2 separate regions of the Homo sapiens genome follow, and region 1 is linked to region 2. A link is an interaction called in ENCODE POLR2A ChIA-PET data of the cell type or tissue named here. Cell type or tissue: K562. All regions are shown on one strand. Region 1 overlaps B4GALT1 (beta-1,4-galactosyltransferase 1). Region 2 overlaps CHMP5 (charged multivesicular body protein 5).

Evidence for each region. ChIA-PET counts read pairs that join two places held together with the same protein. Peaks named below come from ENCODE experiments on the same cell type or tissue, not always from the same donor. Only the 100,000 strongest peaks of a DNase experiment are listed, where the experiment ranks them.
Region 1: POLR2A ChIA-PET joins it to region 2 with 5 read pairs; 2 of 35 experiments call an interaction of 5 or more read pairs at or near these places.

Annotation. Positions count from the first base shown.
Region 1 is chr9:33,142,548-33,150,547 of GRCh38, reverse strand. The region is part of intron 1 of B4GALT1 (beta-1,4-galactosyltransferase 1); the gene reads left to right. Among named protein-coding and RNA genes, the nearest start is that of B4GALT1-AS1, 20 kb to the left of the region's middle. In K562, no CTCF peak of the experiment used is centred here; no DNase peak of the experiment used is centred here.
Region 2 is chr9:33,269,001-33,277,000 of GRCh38, reverse strand. It overlaps CHMP5 (charged multivesicular body protein 5), which reads right to left. Exons shown (of 8, transcript NM_016410.6): 4 at 6,285-6,378; 5 at 5,778-5,849; 6 at 437-545. Among named protein-coding and RNA genes, the nearest start is that of CHMP5, 8.0 kb to the right of the region's middle. In K562, no CTCF peak of the experiment used is centred here; a DNase peak (open chromatin) is centred at 4,820.

The sequences.
Region 1 (8,000 bases), 130 kb after region 2:
CTATTGTTTTGTCTTTTTGAGGATGTCACATAAATGGAGTCACACAGTATATATACATTTTTTTAAACATATGTAAATGGCATTTTATAGCTCATTTTGATTATATGTTTTTCATCCAGTTCTGTTTTTTTTTTTTATTTTTAAAAAGTTTGACATAACTTCAGACTTACAGAAAAGTTGTTAGACTAATACAAAGAATTCCTGGATATCCTTTGGAGTCCCTAAATGTTAACATTTTACTATATTTACTTTTTCCTTCTCTCTCTCTCTCTCTCTCGCTCTGTGTGTGTGTGTGTGTGTGTGTGTGTGTGTGTATCTACCTGTAGATAGATAGATATTAATATAATTTTAGATAGATGTATCTAGATCTCTCTCTCTCATATATATGTGTGTGTGTATATATCTATATCTATATCTATATATATCTCCTTTTACCCTTAAATATTCAGTGTATATTTCCTAACAACAAGGTGATTTAAAAATATATATATAAACATAGTATAATTAACAATCAGGACATCAACATTGAAACATTTCTGCTATGTCATCTACAGGCCTTAGGAAGACTTTGTCAGGTGCCCCAATAATAGCCTTGATGGTAGAAGAAAACCATGTGTTGTATTCAGTTGTCATGTCTCTTAGTGTCTTGTAATCTGAAATAATTCCCAAGCCCTTTGGATTTCATGACAGTGACATTGTTGAAGAGTACAGGCCAGTTATTTTGTAGAAGGTCTCTCAGTTTAGGTCTGTCTGATGTTTCCTCCTGATCAGATTCAGGTTATTCACTTTTGACAGGAATACCACTGAAATGATGCTGAGTTCTTCTCAGTGTAACGAGATCTAGAGACACACACTGTCAGTTTGTTCCTTATTGGCAGTGTGAACCTTGAGGATTTCATTGTAGTGGCATTTGGCATTACTCCATTATAGTTACTATTTTACCATTTTAAATTAAAACTATCTGGCCGGGCGTAGTAGCTCATGTCTGTAATCCCAGCACTTTAGGAGGCTGAGGCGGGCAAATTGCTTGAGGTCAGAAGTTTGAAACCATCCTAGCCAACATAACATGGTGAAACGCCATCTCTATAAAAAATACAAAAAATTAGCCTGGCGTGGTGGCGCATTTGTAGTTCCAGCTACTCAGGAGGCTGAGGCACAAGGCTTGCTTGAGCCTGGGAGGCGGAGGTTGCAGTGAGCTGAAATCACGCCACTGCACTCTAGCCAGGGTGACAGAGTGAGACTCTGTCTCAAAAAAAAAAAGTAAATAAATAAAAAAATTTTTTAAGTATCTTATGGGCATATACTTGTCCTGTTACTCCTCAAACTTTCATCCACTTTTTTTTTTTTAAATTTTTTTTCTTACCTTTCATCGTTTTCTTGATATCCACTGGGTTTTAGCATCTACAAATGATTCTTGCCTGAATCAGTTATTATGGTAGTTGATGGTTTTCTAATTCCATTATTCCTTCTATGTTTGTTAATTTTGGCATTCTTCTATAAGGAAGAGCTTACCCTTTTTCCCTATTAATTAATTCATATATTAATGCAGACCTATGCATTCTTACTTCATTAAATCATAATCCTTTACTATCATTATGTATTCTGATGTTCAGACTATCCCAGATTTAGCCAATAAGATCCCCTTCAGGGGAATGGTCTTTGGGATTCCTCTTTAGAGGTTCCTGGTTCCTGTTTTCTTTTGACATATCCTATTACTCTTTGAGCATTTTTTTTTTTTTTTTTACTTTTAGGCACAGCAAGAAGTTCCATGGTCCTCTTGTTCTTTCCCCAACTCAGCCCTAGAGTCAGTCACTTCTCCAATGAGCTCTAGTTCCTTTTAGTAGAGAATCATAATTAGAAAACAAGAATCAGTGCCAAGTGTGCACCTTTGTTTTTAAGGTCCATCCACGTTGCCGTGTATATGTCCAGCATGTTGATTCTAACTGCTGAATAATACCTCATGATTGTCATCCATCCCAGTGTTTCTTTTTCCCTTCTGTAATGAGGGACTCCTGGACTGCCTCCAGCATTACCTTCACAAATATTGCTGTGAGGAAAATCCTTAAACGTTTCCTTTATGGGCAACGTGTGAGCATGTTTATGTTGATTCAGGGGTGCCAGACACAGCTCCAGAATGGCTGCCTCAGTTTACATTTCCACCAGCAGAGCATGACAGGCTCTGTGTCTCCGTGAATAATCAGCATTAACCAGCTTCCTATTTTTTGCCAAACTAATAGATGTGCTAGGATAACTCTTTGTTTTAACTTGTTTTTCTCTGATTACCAATGAGCTGGAGCATTTCTTCATATGCCTGATGGTCTTTGGGATTCCTCTTAGGTAAATTGCTTATTCATTATAATCCTTTGCCTGTTTTTCACTGGAGTTCTTATATTTTTCTTGAAGATATGCAGGAATTCCTTATACATCCTAGATATTAATCCCTTCCTGGTCTCAGACATTGCAGATATCTTCTGAATCTGTTATTTACTTATTTATTTACAATTTTTTTTTTAAGAGTTGGGGTTTTGCTCTGTCACCCAGACTGGAGTGCAGTGGTATGATCATGACTCATTGTGGCCTCGCAATCCTGGGCTTAAGCGATCCTCCCACCTCAGCCTCCTGAGTAGTTGGGACTACAGGTATGCACCACCAGACTTGGCTAATTTTATTTTATTTTTTAGAGATGGAAGTCTTAATATGTTGCTCAGGCCAATCTTGAACTCCTGGCCTCAAGCAATCTTTCCACCTCAGCCTCCTGCATCTATTATATATATGTTCACTTTGCTCATGCTGTATTTTGTTGCAACATAAAACTATTTTTCCCATTGTTTTGTGCAGTCTCTCACCAGCACTCTTCTTTTTCTGTAACTGTGTTAATGCCCTTTGTTCTTCCATATGTTAGGTATGCTGGTATAGTTGAACTCTGCTGACTCTCCTCAGTAAACAGTCTCTTTTTATGACACCTTATCCTCTACTGAATTCTCTCTATCAAGAATGACTTGGCCGGGCATGGGGGCTCATGCCTGTAATCCCAGCATTCTGGGAGGCCGAGGTGGGCAGATCACCCGAGGTCAGAAGTTCAAGACCAGCCCGGCCAACACGGTGAAACCCTGTCTCTATGAAAATACAAAAATCAGCTGGGCGTGGTGGCAGGTGCCTGTAATCCCAGCTACTTGGGAGGCTGAGGCGGGAGAATCACTTGAACCTGAGGGGGAGGTTGCAGTAAGCCGGGATGGCACATTGCACTCCAGACTGGGTGATGGAGAAACTCCATCTCAGGGGGAAAAAAAAAAAAAAAAAAAGAATGACTTGTCTTCCTCTTAGAGTGTGAGGTCTACATACAAATATTATTCTTGTATTCAGCAAATGTATGTCATAGGCCTAGTGTGTGTTAGGAACTGTGCTGTCACCAACAAAGTTTAGAGAGGTTATAAAACTTGACTGTAGCTTTTTAGAGGTGGAGGAGTGATTTGAAACCTAGGCTGTAATTCCTTCCTCCTGTGATTCCTTCCTACTGTGTTGCCTTCCCTTGAAAATTGCATTTGGGGGCCAGGTGTGGTGGCTCTCGCCTGTAATCCCAGCACTTTGGGAGGCTGAGGCGGGTGGATCACCTGAGGTCAGGAGTTCAAGACCAGCCTGGCCAACATGGCGAAACCCCGTCTTTACTAAAAATACAAAAATTAGCTGGATGTGGTGTGTGGTGACATGCACCTATATTCCCAGGTACTCAGTAGGCTGAGGCAAGAGAATCACTTGAACCCAGGAGGCAGAGGCTGCAGTGAGCTGAAATTGCACCACTGCACTCCAGCCTGAGTGACAGAGTGAGACTCTGTCTCAAAAAAAAAAAAAAGAAAAGAAAGAAAATTGCATTTAGTTCCTGTAGACTGTGTGTCAAATGTCTAAATCTCTTCTAACAAATGGCCTAAGGAGGTGCAAAGCGAAGCATCCTCACCAGCATCCTGACTTGGCAGTGAGGCATGGGACCCTGGAGGGAGTAGTGGTAAGTGTGACTCTGGAATTCTTCCTGGGCTACTTGTCAGTGACTGGCTCCAGATTGAGAGGAGAGCCCAGAGGACACAGGTGGCTGCCCCAGCCTGGAGGTGAAAGTCTTAAAATAAAATGCCAGATGCCTAGACCATTCTAAACCTTTCTGAGAAGCTGAAATCATCCCTTCTGGAAGCGCTCTAGTTCTAAAAGGACAGATATACAGCAAGATCTTCCTGGGGCTAATATGGAGTTTATAGGCAAGTAGGCCTCAGAACCTTTCCCTGGTAGTGATATCTGTGGGCAGGCACAGTTTCCACACTTTCCAGAAATTCCAGCGGAAGGAGTGAGAAGGAGGAATCTGCCCTTGAGTGAGGACCAAAGAAAGCAGAAATTCCTCTTGGGAATTTTTCCTCCAGAGACCAAACACTACTTGGGAGCTTGTTTACTGGGCTTTAAAAGCTTGTGACCCCCAGTCACTCTTTCTTGACCCCAAGGCTTTGCATTTCTGTGGCTTCCCCACTGGACAGAAGTGGAACTGTCATGCTGCCTGTTCTGGGGTCTCCCAGAGGTTTCCCCATGTCCTCTCCTTGCTTCTACTGCCCCACAGAATTGGGGATCTGTGACCACATATGGTATAGAATTAATGCTTGAGAATGGTTTAGTTCAGTGATGTCAAATAAGATTCACTTTTATGCCACCTCCATCAGTTGAAGGCCCCCCTGGCCCCTAAATTGGAAAAGATTCTGAGACAGAATCCCCGTGGGTACAGCGCAGGGACAGTAAAGGCACGTGTGCTGTGATTTGCTATCCACTGTGTGGATGCATCCAGGAATATCAGAACCCTGGAAGATTATTTAAGGGGAAGTTAGGACAGCTTTTTTGCCAATCCAAGGGTGTTCTTGAGGAAGTCTGTCTTCCTGTATGGCCTTCAGTTTCTTTCCTGTGTAACCATGGGGCCAACACATAATTCCCACAGCTCTATTGGCCCTTGTCTGCCAGGATTCTCTAGGGTCTGATTCGAGGTGGATCCTGGCCCTTTGAGGTGGCAGAATCTGATCATGGTGCTGTTTCCTTAGATTTAGGCCTTGATACCCTTGGCGAGAGCATCCTGGGCTGAGTGACCACCTGAGGTTTTTCTGGTGATTTTGTGACCCATGTAAAACTTTGAGCTTTGGGATTATTCTCTCAAGGAAATAGTGACATTTGGTGAAGAGCCTGTTTGGTGTGGCTATGTGAGGCTTAGCCAAGAAAATGCACCATTTTTATTAGGAGGTTAGGCCATCCGTTGCCACAAAGTGTCAGATGCTAGGCCTAGAGCCTGGAGAAAACTTATTTTAAAATTGATGGGGTGCTGGAGGGGTTGGGGGGTGGTGGCTGTAGCTCATGAATCAGGTGCTAAACCTAGAAACAAAAGGCCTCATGTGGCAGACTGTTTCTGAGCACAGATGAATGGATGAGCAACTGGCGCAACTTTGCCCAGTTGGTCCAGCTTCCCACTTGGCCACCTAGGCTTGCTGTGAAGACCTCGTCTGGCAGAAATGAGAGTGTTTTTGCCCCATCTTGATCTTAACTGTAATTTAAGACTAAAATCTTAGATTCTAAAACATCAAAGGCAAGATGGCTCCCAGCTCTGTGAGCTCAGCTTCTCACCTCTTAGTTGAACAAGTGCAGTGTGGGTCAATACATGATTGCTGCTCTTGCTGCCAGGAACTGTCCCAGCATAGAAAGGAATGGGACACAATCCCTGCCGTCAAGATTCTAAGGGAGGAAGCAGGCAGGTCGACTGGTGCCTCATCTCTGCAGGGCTCCAGCCAAGGTTTGTGAAGGATTTTGCAGGCATATGGAGTGGGGACTGATTGATCCCGAGAGGGGACTGGGGAAAGCTCTGAAGAGGGGATGACATTTGGTTTGAACTCCAAAAAATGGTTGCTTTACCTGTTTCCTGAAGTTTTTGAGGTGGCTTATAAGAACATATACCATAAAAAGGACCAATATAAATTTAAAATCAGAAAAAGAGAAAATGGGCTGGGCATGGTGGCTCATGCCTGTAATCCCAGCACTTTGGGAGGCCAAGGTGGGTGGATCGTGAGGTCAGGAGATCGAGACCATCCTGCCTGGCCAACATGGTGAAACCCCGGCTCTACTAAAAATACAAAAAATTAGCTGGGTGTGGTGGCACATGCCTGTAGTCCCACCTACTTGGGAGGCTGAGGCAGGAGAATCGCTTGAAACCTGGGAGGCGGAGGTTGCAGTGAGCTGAGATCGCACCACTGCACTCCAGCCTGGGCGACAGAGTGAGACTCCTCCTCAAAAATAAATAAATAAAGAGAAAATGGAACTTAGAAAATTAAGAGGAAGAGTGAAAAGGTAGATATTTAGTCAGGCACAGTGGCTCATGCCTGTAATCCCAACACTTTGGGAGGCCAAGACAGGAAAATCTCTTGAGACCAGGAGCTTGAGACTTGCCTGGCAACATCTCAGGTGAGACCTTATCTCTACAAAAAATTTAAAAATTAGCTGAGCTGTGTGGCTCGTGACTGTGATCCCAGCTACTCAGGAGGCCGAGACCACAGCCCAGGAGGATCGCTTGGGCCCAGCAGTTTGAGGCTGCAGTGAGCTGGCACCACTGCAATTCAGCCTGGGCTACAGAGCAAGACCCAGTTTAAAAAAAAAAAAAAAGATATTCAAACCATGGGTCCCAACGTAGTTATTATATTTGACCATTTGCAAAAGCTGAAAGCAAAACATGTTACACATTTTCAGAGAGGAAAATACACAGTAGTTCCTGAGTGTAAGTTGTTTTTCTTGACCTCATTCTTAAATTGCTTCATGAGGGTGGGAGGGAAGTGGTAGTTAATAAGTGAACCTGTAAACCAGCGTTTCTCAAAATGTAGTCCAGGGAATTGCATCAAAATTGCAGTTACCTACAGTGCTTGTTAAAATGCAGATTCCTGGGCCCCTGCCCCAGGCTTATCAAATCAATCTGGTGAGTAGGACTCAAGAACCTGTAAATTCACATACTTCTGCAGATGATTCTTCTTGCACTGCACAGCATGAAAGCCTCTGCAATAGACAGAAAGCTACCAGCATTGCGAAAGCAACTTGAGTGCTTGGCCTTTGAAGGTTGAGTGGGACTTTAATGAGGGAGAGAGTAAGGCATGAGAAATGGCAGTTCCACTGAGGTCAGTCAGTGGTTCATTGCTGACGAAGTCACTTTTAAGTCATGTTTTAGAAGAACTACCAAGTGTGGCAGGTCAGGCATGTGGCAGGACTGTTTCTGAGCACAGATGAATGGATGAGCACCTGGCCCCACTGTGCCCAGTTGGTCTAGCTTCCCACTTGGCCACCTACGGTCTGCTGTGTGGACCTTGTCTGGCAGTCTCCTTTAATTTATTTTTTATTATTTTTTTCTTTTTGAGATGGAGTCTTGCTTTGTTGCCCAGGCTAGAGTGCAGTGGCATGATCTCGGCTCACTGCAGCCTCCACTTCCCAGGTTCCAGCGATTCTCCTGCCTCAGCCTCCCAGGTAGCTGGGATCACAGGCAAGTGCCACCACGCCCAGCTAATTTTTGTATTTTTAATAGAGACATGGTTTTACCATGTTGGCCAGGCTGGTCTCGAACTCCTGACCTCAGGTGATCCACCCATCTCAGCCTCCCAAAATGCTGGAATTACAGGTGTGAGCCACCGCACCTGGCCTATTTTTTTTCAGCAAATTCTTTGTTTTTCTCTCTGTTCCCAAATGCAGGGTACTGAGACCACAGATGTATTCTGTTTCCTGTTGAAAAAATGTTTCTCACTTAGCTGGGTGTGGTAGCATGCACTGCAGTCCCACGGGAGGCTGAGGCGAGAGGATTGCTTGAGCCCAGGAGTTCGATAATCATGCCATTGCACTCTGGTCTGGGTAACAGAGCGAGAAACTGTCTCTTAAAAAAAAGAAAAAGAAAAAGAGGTCCTAGGGAAAGAAACAAATAGTGGCTTGGATGGTGAGTTGGTGGAAAGAACAGTGGGTGT
Region 2 (8,000 bases):
AGGTCTCGAACTCCTGGGCTTGAGTGGATCCGCCTACCTTGGCCTTCCAAAGTGCTGGGATTAGGGCACCTGGCCCTAATTATTGTTTCTTAATTGGTTTTGCTGTTCTGAGGGAGAGGACTCCAACTAGGAAAATAGTGAGAACAAAATCAAAAGGAATACAGCAAGGAAAGGCCACGTGGAGGACACTTACAGATACCAAGCACCAGGTCAGCCTGTACCTGGACTTCCTTCAGAGTTGATCCATCCCACTGTTGTTGGTGGAGTATGCAATCTGATGTGGCTGCCTCACAAGCTCTTTGCCCAGGGACAGTACCATAAACTAACCTTCAGGAAATCCTGATAGAAATTTTCACTAGCATTTGAGAAAAGGTCCCAGGCAGCTGTTGCTTTTGGACTCCAAAACTAAATATACATTACTTTTCTCATAACTTACCTGCTTCTAAATCATCTTCATCCAGTTCTGGGGTGCCATAACTGCGACTCAGTGCTTCTTGGATTTCATTTGCATCTTCCATCATATCCTCTAGCTGGTCTTGTAAATCCTACGGAAATATATATGAGAGGATTTTCTCTCATTTACCATTTTCTTTTAACTACCCTTTTCCCCTACATTCTCCTTTGAATCTAGACATGAGCAATTTTTAAAAAGATAATGTATATAAAATGCCAAGCACATAAACAGTTCTCAACAACTGTTAGTTCACCTCCCCTATCCCAGTCTTTGGCTAGCAATTTTTTAATGTTAACAACTGAGCAGACACTCCTCTAAAGGACAGGTTCAAGTAACTCTTAAAACATCCCTTCTAATTAAAAGTATGAGAGAATGCTTAAAGAATTAAAAACCATAAGCCCAAAGACCTCCTCTAACAATAATTATGAATGTTACTGACCCACATAATCCCTTGCCTATTTTTGGTGGCAAAATGTGAACTTAAAGAATAGAATTGATGATCTCTCATTTTATTTTTTACTTTATTTATTTATTTATTGAGATGGAGTCTCGCTTTGTCACCCAGGCTGGAGTGCAATGGTGCAATCTCAGCTCACTGCAACCTTCACTTCCCGGGTTCAAGTGATTCTCCTGCCTCAGCCTCCAAATAGCTGACATTACAAGTGTGCACCACCACGCCTAGCTAATTTTTGTATTTTCAGTAGAGGTGGGGTTTTGCCATGTTGGTTAGGCTGGTCTCAAACTCCTGACCTCAGGTGATCTGCCCACCTCAGCCTCCCAAAGTGCTGGGATTATAGGCATGAGCTACTGTGCCCGGCTGGATTTGATTTTAAAGTGCCTCATGGAAGCCCAAAGTCCTATGTGAGAATAGATGATTGTCAGCTGTCTACTATTACAGAAAGTTTTACTTGAAACATTAAATCAAGCAATTATCTTGATCTAAACTGTCAATCATTTTCTAGTTAATGAAGACAGGGAGGTTACTGAGACAAGCAAATTATTCTTCTCAAGTCAGCGAAAGACAGATTACACTGTGTAGAGAAAGGAGGCAAGAGTAGAAACAACTGAAGTGGTACAAAAAGTGAGTTGTACATGGGCCCACCCTGGATGGAGAATCAGAAAGGGAATCAGGATAGGTGTCACAGCCAAGACAAGGCTGGTGAAAAAAATGGACCAAGGGCATAAACCCTGTGTGAATAATCTACCTGTGCTTAACTGGGAGATTACTACAAGGCTAAAAATGCAGTTGTCCCTTGGTACACGCAAGGGATTGGTTCCAGGATGTCTGTCTATACCAAAATCTGCCCACACCCAAGTCCCCAGTTGGTCCTCCATATGGGTGGTTTCGCATCCTGCAAACACTATATTTTCGATCCTCGTTTGGTTGAAAAATATCTGCATATAAGTGACTCGTGCAGTTCAAACTGCATTTGCTGTTCAAGGGTAAACTGTAATATGAAACCAATCTAAGAAGTGGTATAGCATAACAAAGGGCAGCTGGTATAATGGTTAGGAGTGAGACTCTGGAGTCAGATATACCCAAGTTCAATTTTGCCATTACTCAATGAGAAGTAATGTCTCTAAGCCTTATTTTCCTCATCTGTAAAATGGAATTATTAATAGCCATATCTGGCCAGGCGCGGTGGCTCATGCCTGTAATCCTAGCACTTCAGGAGGCCAAAGTGGGTGGATTGCCTGAACTCAGGAGTTCGCAACCAGTCTGGGCAACATGGTGAAACCCCATCTCTACTAAAATACAAAAAATTAGCCAGGCATGGTGGCATGCGCCTGTAATCCCAGCTACCCGGGAGGCTGAGGCAGGAAAATCGTTTGAACCCAGGAGGCAGAGGTTGCAGTGAGCCGAGATCGCGCCACCGCACTCTAGCCTGGGCGACAGAGCGAGACTCTGTTTCAAAAATAAATAAATAAATAAAATAGCCATATCTCACTGGGGTTATTGTAAGGATTTATTGCAATAATATATGTAAAACACTAAGCACCTAATACTATATATATTTTACTGTGTTAATTATGTGCGGAACAACAATACACTCTTCATATACTAAAATTCCACACAGACAGGAACAGAACTAGTGTTGATAAAGCAAAAGGACCAAATCAGCACCATTTATCCTTCAGAATTTCTAAAGCAATGCAAGACATTTGAAAATTCTGCTGGGTGCAGTAGCTTATGCCTGTAATCCAAGCACTCTGGGAGGCAAAAGAGGGCGGATCACTTGAGCTCAGGAGTTTGGGACCAACCTGGGGAACATGGCAAAACCTCATCTCCACAAAAAAATACAAAAATTAGCTGGGCATGGTGCATGCTTGTAGTCTCAGCTACTCAGGAGACTGAAGTAGAAGGATGGCTTGAGCCTGGGAGGCAGAGGTTGCGGTGAGCTGAGACTGAGTCACTATAATCCAGCCTAGGCAACAGCAAAAAAAAAAGAAAAAAGAAAATTCCTTCCTGGCCCCCATAAAGGTGAAAGGTGAAAAGGGTAGTAAAATGGAGGGGAAATTTTTTTTTTAAACTTTGATTTTCTGTATTTCCAAGTACCAAACTGCCAAATTATATGCATATTTAACACTCTGCTACACAGAGAAGCACTGGCTGAGTAATAATTAAAGACAATGAAAATAACATAGAGAAAGCTAATCAAGTCAAGCTTATACAATAGTATTACACATCAAGACACATCTTCCCGGATCATCTATGAATAGGATTCCTAGCAAGACTCCAGGATAGACACAGAAAAAATTTATCCCACAAACCATTAACTGGTTCTCTATTGTATAAACAAACAAAAGCAATATAAAAAAAAAAAGCACTAAGCTAAAAAGAACATTGACAAAGTGATATGCAGCAACTGAAAAAGCAGAAGAAAAACAGACCTACACACACACAACAGCAAAATAAAAAGTTAAAGCTATAAAACAATGAAAATATTTTCTAAGTAAAGCATTTTAGGAAAATAAATCTGACCAAAAAATTCGATCTAACCAAAGACACATACACACCAAAAGAGTTAAAGGGGCTCTCCACCTGTCATGCTGGCAATCTATTGGAGGACAGGAAAAGGATAATTAGGCAGGGAGACAGACAGACAACCACAGGTGAAAGACGAAGAGACATACAAAGCATTCACCAAGACCAAAGTTTCTCTTTTGTTCCTATTAAATAGCTTTAATTAAAACACAAGGAACCCTAAAAGCAGAAAATACCATTGCATTTCATTATATTTTAATGGCAAATGATATTATACAAAAAAAAAAATGGCTGGGAGTGGTGGCTCATACCTGTAATCCCAGCACTTTGGGAGGCCGAGGTGGGCGGATCACTTGAGGTCAGGAGTTTGAGACTAGCCTGGCCAACATGGCGAAACCCCATCTCTACTAAAAAAATACAAAAATTAGCTGGGTGTGGTGGCAGGCACCTGTAATCCCAGCTATCTGGAAGGCTGAGGCAGGAGAATTGCTTGAACCCAGGAGGCGGAGGTTGCAGTGAGCCGAGATCACACTGCACTCCAGCCTTGGTGACAGAACGAGACTCTGTCTCAACAACAACAACAAAAAAAGACAAGCATATACAGAACACTTTCATCAGTGAAGCTCTTAGAGAGTATCACAAAGTTTAATTCCATGTATGCAAACATTTGTGGAGGATTAGAGACAGACAAAGGCAACCTAAGAGGGATGCTTGAAAAAATAAGAGAGGGGAGGAATGCCTTCACTCTTTTATTTTTTTTTGAGACGGAGTCTTGCTCTGTCGCCCAGGCTGGAGTGCAGTGGCGCAATCTTGGCTCACTGCAAGCTCTGCTCTCGGGTTGCCATTCTCCTGCCTCAGCCTCCCGAACAGCTGGGACTACAGGCACACACCACCATGCTCGGCTAATTTTTTGTATTTTTGGTAGAGACAGGGTTTCACCGTGTTAGCCAGGATGGTCTTGATCTCCTGACCTCATGATCCACCCGCCTCGGCCTCCCAAAGTGCTGGGATTACAGGAGTGAGCCACCATGCCCAGCCTGCCTTCACTCTTACTAAAGATCAGCTTTATGAGAGAATATCTTTGCAGAGGCAATAAAATGCCTGGTATTTTAACAAACACTGCTTGAATCAGGCTGTACTGCTTTCTCTCTTTTTTTTTTTTTTTTTGCTTTATCTCCCTTTATAGCCTCTGATTCATCAACCAGCAAATACTTTCTGAGCACCAACCATGGCAGGGCATTGTTATGGGCACTGGGGACACAGTAGTGAACAAAATCAAGTCCCTGCATTCAAGGAAATGGACATTCTAGTCAGGGGGGTAAAGGTCAAGAGCGCCATTTTATATGCAGAAAGGAAGCCTCTCTCCTCTGACCAGTCACCACTCACTCCCTCTGCTATCTCTTCTTGCCACCTGGGCTGTTCATCTGACAGCTGAGAGCTGCCAAGCTCTTAGGGCTCATCTCCCTGGTCAAAACCCAATTCCAATAAGAAATGCTAACTTTAAGGAACTAATGACATTATTATTAAAAATCTAAAGAGAATTACTAGAAAAGGGAACCAAGTCTACCACGCCAGGAGTTGGGTTAAACATTTTACATACACTTTACCTACATACCTTCATTTAACACTCATGACAATCCTGGGAATAGGCAACAACACCACTACCATCGAAGAAACAGACTAAATATCATCGAATTAGTTAAAAGTAACTACTGGATGCTTATCATAGGCCAGGCATTGTGTGTGTAGAGATACTAGCTCATTTATTTCATCCTCATAATATAGAAGTTCCTTGACTTATGATAGGGTTACATCCTGATAAACCCATCTTAAGTTCAAAATATCTTAAGTAGAAAGTGCATTCAATACACCTAACTTACTGAACCATCACTTAGCCTAGCCTACCTTAATTGTGCTCAGAACACTTACATTAGCCTACAGTTGGGCAAAATCATCTAACAGCCTATTTCATAATAAAGTGTTGAGTATCTCATGTAATTTATTAAATATTGTATGGAAACTGAAAAACAGAATGGTTACGTGGATACTCAAAGTATGGTTTCTACTGAATGCATATAGTTTTCGCACCATCATCAAACTGAAAAATCGTTAAGTTGAACCGTCTTAAATCGGGGACTGTCTGTAACTGTATGTGGTATTAGGATCCTTGCACTGAGGAAACTGAGACATTTGGTACCCTTTCTCGAAGTTACTCTACTAGTAAATGGCAGCCCCAAGATTCAGTTCCTCTCCTGTGCTCTTCCTATCACATGCACACTCGTTTGGATTCTCTCAGAAACTAGTGCACATTCTTGCAGAAACTAGCATATGTCTCACCTCAATCTGGTCGATCTTCACTTGCTTGTATGCCTTCTTCATTTCCTTTACTCCCAGTTTCATAGCATCAACCTAAGAAAAGGAAGAAGAAAACACAATGTTTTAGTAAGTCATGTTGGTTAAATTGTCTTTATTTATTTATTTATTTATTTGAGACAGAGTTGCACTCTTGCTGCCCAGGCTGGAGTGCAATGGCTCACTGCAACCTCCGCCTCCTGGGTTCAAGTGATTCTCCTGCCTCAGACTCCCAGGTAGCTGGGATTACAGGTGCACGCCACCACACCCAGCTAATTTTTGTATTTTTAGTAGAGGCAGGGTTTCACCATGTTGGTCAGGCTGGTCTCAAACTCCTGACATCAGGTGATCCACCCACCTCAGCCTCCCAAAGTGTTGGGATTACAGGCGTGAGCCACTGTGCCTGGCTGGTTAAACTGTCTTTAAAAAGCCATCGGAAAAGAGAATAAGAATAAATACATGAAATAACAGGAAAAGGTGTTTTGGGAGTACCGTGGTCTTGGTGTCCTTCAAAGACTGGATGGTATAATTGGCTTGTTCCATGTTGAATGACTGTTGGGCAAGATTGTCCCGCTGCTGCTCATACCTTTTTAGAGTCAATTGAGAATGGCAAATATATGAACCAGATAGAAATCCTCAAGAACAAAGTATCCCCACACTAAATAAGAGTATTTAAAAAAAAAACAACGGAACAAAAAACTTAAAAATTAGGTATCACGCAGAAAAATTGGCAAAAACAATTTAATCACTCTAACACAAATATCATTTGATGTGTCCCTCCAGTCTTTTTCCTTTGCATGTACAGTCATGCATCGCTTAACAATGGGGATATGTTCTGAGAAATATGTTGTTAGGCACTTTCATCATTGTGCAAACATCAGACAATGTATTTACACAAACCTAGGTGGTATAGCCCACTATTCACCTAAGCTATATGATATAGCCTACTGCTTGCTCCTAGGCTACAAACCTGTACAGCATGTTACTGTACTGAATATTGTAGCCAATTGTAACACAATGGTATTTGTGTATCTAAACATCCTATAGAAAAGGTACAGTAAAAATACAGTATTATAACCTTATAGGGGCCAGAGTGGTATAATGCAGTCTGTTCTGTCATTCATTGACAAAAACATTGTTATGCAGCACATGACTGTATTTTAGTTATAACACTATTTTCCACTTAACATTATAGCATTTGCTTTTTTCTGTGTTGCTGCATATCTTTTTTTTTGAGACAGAGTTTCACTTTTGTTGCCCAGGCTGGAGTGCAATGGTACGATCTCGGCTCACTGCAGCCTCCACCTTCCTGGGTTCAAGAGATTCTCCTGCCTCAGCCTCCGGAGTAGCTGGGATCACAGGCATGCGCCACCACGCTTGGTTAATTTTGTATTTTTAGTAGAGACGGGTTCTTCCATGTTGGTCAGGCTGGTCTCGAACTCCCAACCTCAGATGATCCGCCCACCTCGGCCTCCCAAAGTGCTGGGATTACAGGCATGAGCCACCGCACCCGGCCTGCTACATATCTTAATAAGGCTTTATAATTATTTTCTATGATAAATATACAGAAGTGAAATTCTTAGAGCAAAGGGTAAAACTATTTTTAAGGCTCTTCATACATATAGCTAAATGGTTTTCCAGAATTTTGAACTCCTTGAAGACAGGCATATTTTATTTTGTTTATTTATTTACTTATTTATTTGTTTAGAGCCAGTCTTGCTCTGTTGCCCAGGCTGGAGTATAGTGGTGCCATCTCAGCTCACTGTAACCTCTGCCTCCTGGGTTCAAGCGATTCTCCTGCCTCAGCCTCCCAAGTAGGTGGGATTACAAGCGCATGCAAACACGCCCAGCTAATTTTTGTATTTTTAGTGGAGATGGGGTTTCACCATGTTGGCCAGGCTTATCTCCAACTCCTGACCTCAAGTGAGCTTCTGTCTTGGCCTCCCAAAGTGCTGGGATTATAGGTGTGAGCCACTGTGCCCAGCCCCAGGTGTTTTATTAATTTTGCACCCATAATTAGGTAATCCATCTGACCTAATGTGTGGTGTTCAAAATGTTTTTAAAATACAGTTTTATATCAAATTATAATATTACCTCAAAGACTTATGTCACTATGTTCTTTATACAATATTGGAAACAATCTAACTATCCAACTAGAAAAAGAATGGTCCGTTCATGGTGCAAGCAAATGGTAGAATATTATAATCT